Linked DNA regions of Homo sapiens: region 1 is linked to region 2. Evidence: read pairs that join two places in POLR2A ChIA-PET (ENCODE). Cell type or tissue: OCI-LY7. All regions are shown on one strand. Each heading gives the region's core, and the rest is flanking DNA. Links, peaks and the distances in the headings are about the cores only. Region 1 overlaps ZNF107 (zinc finger protein 107). Region 2 has its middle 140 kb from the start of ZNF92.

What was found. ChIA-PET counts read pairs that join two places held together with the same protein. Peaks named below come from ENCODE experiments on the same cell type or tissue, not always from the same donor. Only the 100,000 strongest peaks of a DNase experiment are listed, where the experiment ranks them.
Region 1: POLR2A ChIA-PET joins it to region 2 with 13 read pairs; 1 of 35 experiments calls an interaction of 5 or more read pairs at or near these places.

Annotation. Positions count from the first base shown.
Region 1 is chr7:64,685,276-64,689,662 of GRCh38, forward strand. All of the region lies in intron 1 of ZNF107 (zinc finger protein 107), which reads left to right. It also overlaps the pseudogene BNIP3P11. Among named protein-coding and RNA genes, the nearest start is that of MIR6839, 8.4 kb to the left of the region's middle. In OCI-LY7, for the core only: CTCF peaks have their summits at 3,897 and 4,112; DNase peaks (open chromatin) are centred at 1,446, 2,186 and 4,036; H3K4me3 peaks cover 3,758 bases; H3K27ac peaks cover 4,000 bases.
Region 2 is chr7:65,507,993-65,512,379 of GRCh38, forward strand. It overlaps the pseudogene LOC101929322. Among named protein-coding and RNA genes, the nearest start is that of ZNF92, 140 kb to the left of the region's middle. RefSeq lists an enhancer at 1,195-2,193. In OCI-LY7, for the core only: no CTCF peak of the experiment used is centred there; DNase peaks (open chromatin) are centred at 1,379, 1,939 and 3,447; H3K4me3 peaks cover 3,601 bases; H3K27ac peaks cover 3,661 bases.

The sequences.
Region 1 (4,387 bases), core at 125-4,124, 820 kb before region 2:
CTACTGTTCCATCAGTGCAACTACGCCTTGCAGCTTCAAGCCCCAACTGACTGTATTAACTTCCAGGTCTCCCAAACAGCTACATTCAAACAGCCTGTCCGCTTCTCAAAGCCCCCAGAAGTCATCAGCACCTCTCTGCTTAACAAACAATCCGGGTTTTGTAATGGCAGGCATACGCACTGCATGACCATTCACCCCTGGACCTCCTGCAGCAGCACTCCCACCACTGACGAATGCCTCCTTATCCCCTCTTTCGATTACCCTTCTGAGTGGCTCCTAGTAGATACAAAATGATTTTTCCTCCAATGGGAAAATAAAACACAGGGAGCCACTCAGCTTATCCCAAACATCCCTTTTCAGCCGCTCACTGGGGCCGCCTTGGCAAGTACCCTAGGGGTGTGGGAAAATGAAAACAAATTCACACACCTTTTTAACATACACAGCCAGTTCTGCCTACCCAGCCAAGGCATATTCTTCTTGTGTGGAACTTCAACCTATGTCTGCCTCACCACTAACTGGACAAGCACCTGTACCCTAATCTTCCTAAGCCCCAAAATTGACATTGCCCCTGGAAACCAAACCTTACCAGTCCCTGTCAGAGCCCAAGTCCATCAGCATAGGGCTGTGCAGATAATACCCTTGCTTATAGGACTAGGAGTTACCAATGCCACAGGAACTGGAATAGCAGGTTTGTCCCCTTCCCTGTCCTACTATCATACACTCTCAAAGGATCTCTCAGACAGCCTACAAGACATAGCAAAATCCACCCTTACTCTCCAATCCCAAATAGACTCCTTAGCAGCAGTAACTCTGCAGAACCACCGTGGCTTAGACCTCCTAACCGTCGAAAAAGGTGGGCTATGCACCTTTTTAGGGGAAGATTGTTTTTCCACCAACCAGTCTGGACTAGTACGAGATGCTGCCTCGCAGTTAAATGAAAAGGCTTCTAAAATCAGACAATGTCTTTCAGACTTTTAACACCAATCTTTGGAGCTGGGCGTTGTGGCTTCTCCCTATAGCTGGGCCCCTCATTTCCATCATTCTCCTTCTCCTATTTGGACCCTGCCTCTTCCGTCTAGCCTCTCAGTTCCTACAAAATCTCATTCAAGCTATTACCAATCAATCTATGCGACAAATGCTACTCCTAACTGCCCCTCAATGTCACCCCCACCCCAAGATCTCTCTCCCAATTAGGAGTCCATGCCGCCCCAAGTCCCGCTCGAAGAATCCCTGAGAAACATCACCCCGTCCACTTCTTTTCTTATTAAAACAAAAAGACAGGAATGTCATATCCCACAAATATGGCTGCATTATTGCCAGCAGGCCATTATTGACGGTGGGCCATTAAGAACTCTGTGACCAGCACATATGCCTCCAGACTTCCTGGAACCAGAAAACCTGCAACAACCAAAAACCACAAAAGAAGAACAACGGGTTTCTGTTCCAACTGGTTGATCAACTTCTTGAGTCAACAAGTCCCAAAACCATGTTGTAATTTTCCACCCGCCACTTTGCCCTGTAAAGACTGCTCTCCCTCACACCTCCGGGCTGACTCCCTTTTCCGATTCAGCCCACTAACACCCAAGTGAATAAACGGCCTTGTTGCTCACACAAAGTCTGCTTGGGTCTTCAATCCAGACCACGCTGTAACACACACTTACAAAATTCTGCTGAGAATATGCCCCCCGTTATTCATAATGCTCATGTTTTTCATACTGAGGGTAGCTGTGCACTTTGGGTTTTTACAGAGAAATGTGTTTTAGGGGAAGTTTTTCTGGCTGACTTGTTCAATCATATCTAATCTGAGTTTTTTTCTTAAGATGCTTTTCTTTTTTTTTCCCTCTCAATATAATCATTTTCAGAGTGAGCTGTTTTTCTCTTGAATGCATTGGGTGTCTGTTTTGGAAGCCCTATTACTATCCCATGGTGTCTGTTAATGAGGTGGGCTGTCATAGTGAGAACTCTTGGAGCTATCTCTATATGGACTCATGCTGGAAATCCAGCAGAGTGATTTCCATGTCACCATTACAAATAAAAAACTGAGGCTTAAACACTGCACCCATTCCCATTATTGTGAAGGTGCAATTCTACCCAGGAGGCCTGCAGGCTCTCCTCCTGCAACTCAGGCTTCATTCTCTGATGTGGCATTGAAGTGCTGCTGTGGCAGTTGGGGTTATATATAGGGTGCCAGGTGTGAGCTGTGTGCTGGGGGCTCTGCCTCAGTGGCAGATGGTAGGAGTCAAGAGAGGACACAAGCTACCAGGAGACGGCAAGCAGGAGGCACCTGGCTTTAAGTTGCAAAATTACCTTTTGTCATGAAGATGTGAAAAGTGTATTTTGTCATTGATTATAACCAATTAGCATATATGGATGACCTCCCAAATTACCAGGTGAATTTATGATGAACTATGTATGACATGTGCTGTAAATTTTTCTACTTGTGGACTAATTATTGTGACCGTCTTTCTGTCTTTGCAATCTCTTAAGCAGATTGACTGTGATGCATGTCACATTCTGGTTGAATTGTGTAATAAAACAGCTTTCTTTCTGTTCTATCATTGTGGAGTTACTCTGGAGCTGGAGAAAATTTTTCTTTTATTTATATTTTCCAAACACTGTCTAGAATTACCACACATGATATAAACATATAAGGTGCCAACCAAGCTTTAATCCAGAGGAGGCTTTTCCTTTCAGGCTTCCAGTCAACTCACAATTGTGCTGCAAAATGCATGCTGTCCCCTAAATATGCAGGCAGAATTGTGTCTCTGTCTATTTGGTGTTATAGTCCTCTACAGTCACCTCTAGAGAGCTAGGCCAGATTTCTACATACTTCACAGGGCAGCAGTTAACCATTTTACCTCTTTCAATGACTCTTGTATCTTTAGACCAGAAACTGCTTCAGAGATCATGGGACCCAGAAACCCAGAGTAACGTGTGCCTTAAGTAGACATGAGAATCTCCATATTTTTTCCCTTCCTCCTCTTTTTTTTTTTTTTTTTGACATGGGTTCTCACTCTGTTGCCCAGGCTGGAGTGCAGTGGCATGATCTCGGCTCACTGCAACCTCCACCTTCTGGGTTCAAATGATTCTTCTGCCTCAGCCTCCTGAGTAGCTGGGATTACAAGCACGCACCAAGACGTACAGCTAATTTTTGTATGTTTAGTGGAAGGGGGGGTTTCACCATGTTGGCCAGGCTGGTCTCAAACTCATGACCTCAGGTGATCTGCCTGCCTCGGCCTCCCAAAGTGCTGGTGTTACAGGTATGAGCCACCACACCCAACCCCTTCTTCCTCTTCTTAAAATACCCACAAATGTGTGGATGACACCTACTGCTACTGCACCCATCCAGGAACTAAATTTGCAGCTCCAAATTCTGAATCAGGGTCTTAAGATTTGGGAAAAAATAAAACCTTTTATCTGAGAAATGCAAATTCTTTTAGTTATAAGGTTCAGAGACATTAAAATAATACCACAATTATGTATTTCTCTGTTCTTTGAGCTAAGAATTTATCTCTTGAAACTGCTTGCTATTGCCACAAGTAGGTATAAATTAAACTAATAATGACACACTGGATCCTGTAACCCACACCCTATAGCTTAACAATGTTTATCCAATCAATAATCAATCTTATTTTTTTGTAAACAAATGAGAGTTTCTGACAAACAACTTTGTATCAGCCCACCCTCTTTCCCTCTCTTTTTGCCTTTACAAATCCACTTGCAGCTGCGCTAATCAAAGTGTAGATTCCTGGCAACATGAATCTTTGATCCCAGGTTACAATTCCCAATCTTGGCTCAAATAAACTCTCTACTTATATTCATGTAGCTTCAGCTTTTTCCTTTCAAGTAGACATATTATTTAGAATGTGCTAGAGCAGCCTCTATGAGGCGATCTCTCCTTTGGTTGTGCTCCACTTGCTGTAACACCCAAAAATGCAGAGGCAGGCTGCTCCCACCTAGAATCTGTACATAAGGTCTGGCCTCTCCCTGGAATTTACAAGACAGGGCCAGACTCTGGTTTGAGAAAGTACAGAAAACCAACAGGAGACATTTTCTGCATTGTGAGATGTCAACATAGACATCTTAAAGCTTCCCTTTGAGAGTGTTGCTCTTAGAACTTTTCAGATCTTGTTCAGTGACCTGCTACAGTTATGTGAGAGGATCCAGGTGTAAATAGAATCTGATGACAGATTCTGTAAGCGTAAACAAGCATCTTAGGGGTGAGAGATGAAGGCCACAAAGTATCGAGAGTCATGATCACAATTATACCTACCCGTAAAATGTAATACTGGACTAGAGTATTTTTTCTTTCCTTTTGCCCAAGAGCTAGCTAATTAGGACCCGTAATCTGGAGCTCCACTGTGGCAGTTCCACTTTCTATTTAGAA
Region 2 (4,387 bases), core at 107-4,106:
TTTCCCACCTAATTTCCAGGGGATCTTTTGGTGCAAGGATGAGAAGCCCTTAAAAGTACACAGACAACTCCAAAGATTCAAGACAGTTCATTCGGGCTGAGCCAGCCCACTGGGCAGACAGACCTTCAAGAAAGGCCCACGCATGACATACACCAGATGGCTCTCCAAGAATCGCTTCAGTCCTCAGGGTCCCTAAGGTACTGGACAGAGCTAGGAAAGCAAACCCATTTGCTTCTTCCTGCACGAAACCCCTTGAGGTCAAGACCCCACAATCAGACGAGGATGGAGTGGCTCACCCTCAGTCAACAGGCCAGACTCAAGGTGGTATAATGACTTAACCAAGGGTGTGGGACTCCAGGTCTGACTCCCAACTCAGTTCTCCTTTAATAACCACACTTTGGTAATTCTCCTTAACAGGGGTTCCTGGCAAGTCAGTTCTCCCTCGGGCCTTTGGTTTCCTCACCTACAAGATGAGAGGGCCGGACCAGATGGAAATTCGGGGGTAAGGGGATGTCCGCGCGCAGCCCACCCTCACCCTCCCCGCCCCACGGGACCCTAGCGCCTCCATCCCAGTTCCCACCAAGCACCCGCCCCACAAATCCTGCCCAAGGTGAGGGCTGGTCCCGGGTCTCTCGGCTGCCGCATCAGCGAGTGCAGGAGGGAGGGGAAGCCTCCAAGGGCGCGACGCGGGCTCAAGGATGCAACTCGGCCAGGAGTGAACTGGGGCCCCAAGGGAGGTGTCCGGGCCGCTGCTCGAGCCCAGCCCGGGTCCCCAAACCCCTTACCTCCAGGGTCCGTATCTCCTGCTCGGTGAGGTCGTTGGACACAGCGCACTTGGTGCGCAGCCCGCGCAGGCTGCCAATGGAGATGCCGATGAGCTTCTGGAGCTGTCCGCACTGCTGCAGCCCCGGGCTGGCCGGGGCCCCTGCGCCACCCTCAGCGGCCGCTGCATCACCCCCGCCACCGCCCTCCTTCTTCTCTCCCATCGCCTCCGCGCGCAGTGCCGCCCTATGCAGGCCACAGCGGCCGAGGCAGGGAGCCCGGGGCTCGGGCGCCTAGGCAAGGAACCCCCGAGCCGGGAGAGCCCCTCGGCGCTGCCCTTGCCAGGACGCCAGTAGAGCTGGCAGCGGAGTCTGCCGCTCCCGCCCTCAGAGCCGCGGCGGCGGGAGCAGAAAGCCGCGGCGGCAAAAAGCGGCGGCGGGGGCAAAAAGCCGCGGCGGCAGGGGGCAAAATGCCGCGGGAGCAAAAAGCCGCGGCGGCGGGGGCAGAAAGTCGCGGCGGCGGGGGGCAAAAAGCCGCGGCGGCGGGGGGCAAAAAGCCGTGGCAGCAGAAAGCCGCGGCGGCGGGCGCAAAAAGCCGCGGCGTCGGGGGCTAAAAGCCGCAAAAAGCCGCGGAGGGGGGAGCGAAAAGCAGTGGGAGCTGGGGCAAAAAACCACAAAAAGCCGAGGCAGCGGCGGCAGAAAACCTCGGCAGCGGGGGCAAAAAGCTGCAGCGGCAAAAAGCGGCGACGGGGGCAAAAAGCCGCGGTGGCAAAAATGCGCGGCGGCGGGGGAAAAAGCCGCGGCGGAGTGGGGCGAAAAGCAGTGGGAGCTGGGGCAAAAAAACCACAAAAAGCCGCGGCAGCGGCGGCAGAAAACCTCGGCAGCGGGGGCAAAAAGCCACGGTGGCGGGGGTAAAAAGCAGCGGTGGCAAGAAGCCGCGACGGTGGGGGCAAGAAGCCGCGGCGGCCCAGGCAAAAGGCCGCAAAAGCCGCGGCGACGGGGGCGAAAAGCCGCGGCGGCGGAGGCAAAAAGCCGCGACGGCAGGGGGCAAAAAGCTGCAAAAGCCTCGGTGCGGGTGAAAAAAGTCGCGGCGAGAAAAAGCCGCTGAGGCGGGGGCAAAAAGCCGCGGCGGCAGGGGCGAAAACCAGCAAAAAGCCGCCGCGGTGGGGGCAAAAAGCAGTGGGAGCTGGGGTAAAAAACCACAAAAAACCGCGGCAGCGGCGGCAGCAAGCCACGGCGGCGGGGGCAAAAAGCCGCGGCGGCAAAAACCCGGGGTGGCAAAAAGCCGCGGCGCCGGGGGACGAAAAGCTTCAAAGGCCGCTTCGGCGGGGGCAAAATAGTGGAAAGGAGGTAGAAGGCTGGCACAGCTTGGCATTGCTGGAGTGTGATGTGATAGGAAAAGTGCACCCGAAAACAAAGATGTAAGTGGGCTTGACTCAGTGCAGCTAAGAACCTAGATGTTATCTTGAGGGTATTAACTAATAAGCAGTTTAAATCAGAATGGCACATTCTGATTTGTTTTTTGTATGTTCACATTTGGCAGACATAGATACTGTTTGAAGAGAGGAAAGTCAGTAAATAGACGTAACAAACTTGAATATGTGCAAAGTCTAGAAACAAGAGACTAGGGGGATAAGAACCTTTCAAAAATGCAAGATTTGAAAACTGGCTGGGGGATGAGGAAAAGGCAGGTCTTTAAGGTCAATCCTTGTTTTGCTTTAAGTTGTTAGGGGGTGGTTTTATCACATATTGTAGAATATGTCATTTCAGTTTTGAACATCTTGAGTTAAATTGTCCTAACATATCTTATGAATTTGGTTTTCTTCCCTGGGAAGCTGATATTTCAAAAACTTAAAGACTATAGATTTCCAACTTGTATCCAATTTATAAAATTATCTCTAGGCTGCTGGTTTCAGGAGGAGGCTCACTGAATATTCTATTTGCAGAGAATATATCAGGAGTTAACAGCCTCAATTTTTGTGGACAACCAGTTAACTAAGCCACCTCTTAGTGTATTTAGTTGGGAAATCTTAGCTGAAGATATTCATTAATGAACCAACAGTGACTAAAAAATTCATTATTTAAGTACATTTCATTGTAATTAATTTGAATTTAAGTAGCCATATACAGCTAGTATTTACTACATTGAACAATGCAAATAAGAGGAAAAAATTAATAACCATCTCTAATATCACATGCCAAAATCCTAATCAATTTATTCTAGCTAAAGGAGTTTATCAGAAGCAGCAATTGAAAGTACCAACTAAACCAGTTGGGGTTAATTCACTGTCATTCTCTCAGAACCATCTCTTCTCTGAACAAAACAAGTACAAGAGTTAATTGTGAATCTGCATTTTCCTTGCCTATTTTAAGGTTTGGATGTTGACACTAATTTGTGAAATCCCGCCTGTGGTGTGATATTTGATTTTCCTTGCTTTTTGTTAGGGCAAGAATGCTTCAGCTCTTAATTTAAAATTATGTTTCTCCCTCCTAGGTTGAGTGAACTTAGAATGCATTCTCTGACATATCCAAGTTTTTGTTAATATGGATCTGGGGAAAAAAGCATACTTAATTAGCTAAGACTTCTTATTCTAGGCTTGACCCTGTGTTCGACATCTTTTGAATTTGTAGTTGCATAGGCTGCTCTCTGACACTGGTTGGTGATCTTGAAGCTATATTAACATTAGGGGAGGTGGTGTATTAGCATTAGAGGTATCCTTGCAAGGAAAAACTTGTCTTATCTCAATACGTCTTTTTTTTTGCACACAAGAAAGTCAATGTTTGAGTCTTCTAAAATCTTCCTATTTCCAAGTTGCAGAGTACCATTGATTCCTAAACAAAGATCTAATTTTTGACTCAGAGACGTGGCAAGGTAGTGAATAACCATTATAATTTAACAACCTTCAAGATAAAATTATCTCTCTGATATTTAGATTTTGCCCGATTATTAAGATATTTGAGTGTTTCTTTAAGAATGGAACACTCTAGTCTCTTGAGCAGAGATTATAAAGGCCTCAGATGATCATTTTTTATGCTCTTTTCTTTAACACCTTCAACACAGTTGGAAGCAGCCAATATTCCCCAGAGTTGTTGTGTTTTTTAAACCAAATGCATGGTTCAGTGGTAGAAAACTGGGCTGATCCAAGCTGTTTTCAGTAAACACTTCATTTCAGGTGACCTATTTCATATGAAATAATCTCTAGATCCTGTCTTCAAAACTAACTAGATCAGATAACCTACCCTAGATTTTCCCCTTTTAGGGTCTGTTAGCTGCAGTCACTTTTGTGAAAATGATTGCAGTGAAAAGATAGAGTTGTAGATGGGGAAAATGTTTTGACTAATTTAAGCATAGTGGTATTTAATATGAGAATTTAAGTTACACACATTTGAAAATTACAATGGAGTCTCTTGGCTGAGCTTTAAAAAAAATAGCGTTTAGGCTAAAAAGGGAACTGCTACCTCTCCTAAAATCAGAAAGATGTTACAGTAATTCTCCATTCTCTAGAATTATCAGGAAGCACCTTTGTGATGATTTACTTTTGCTCTTAGGAGTGTGAGCCTGTGTAGTCGTGGAACCATCAATTAGAATGATGGCTTTCTGATCCCAAAGTCATTCATTCTGAAAA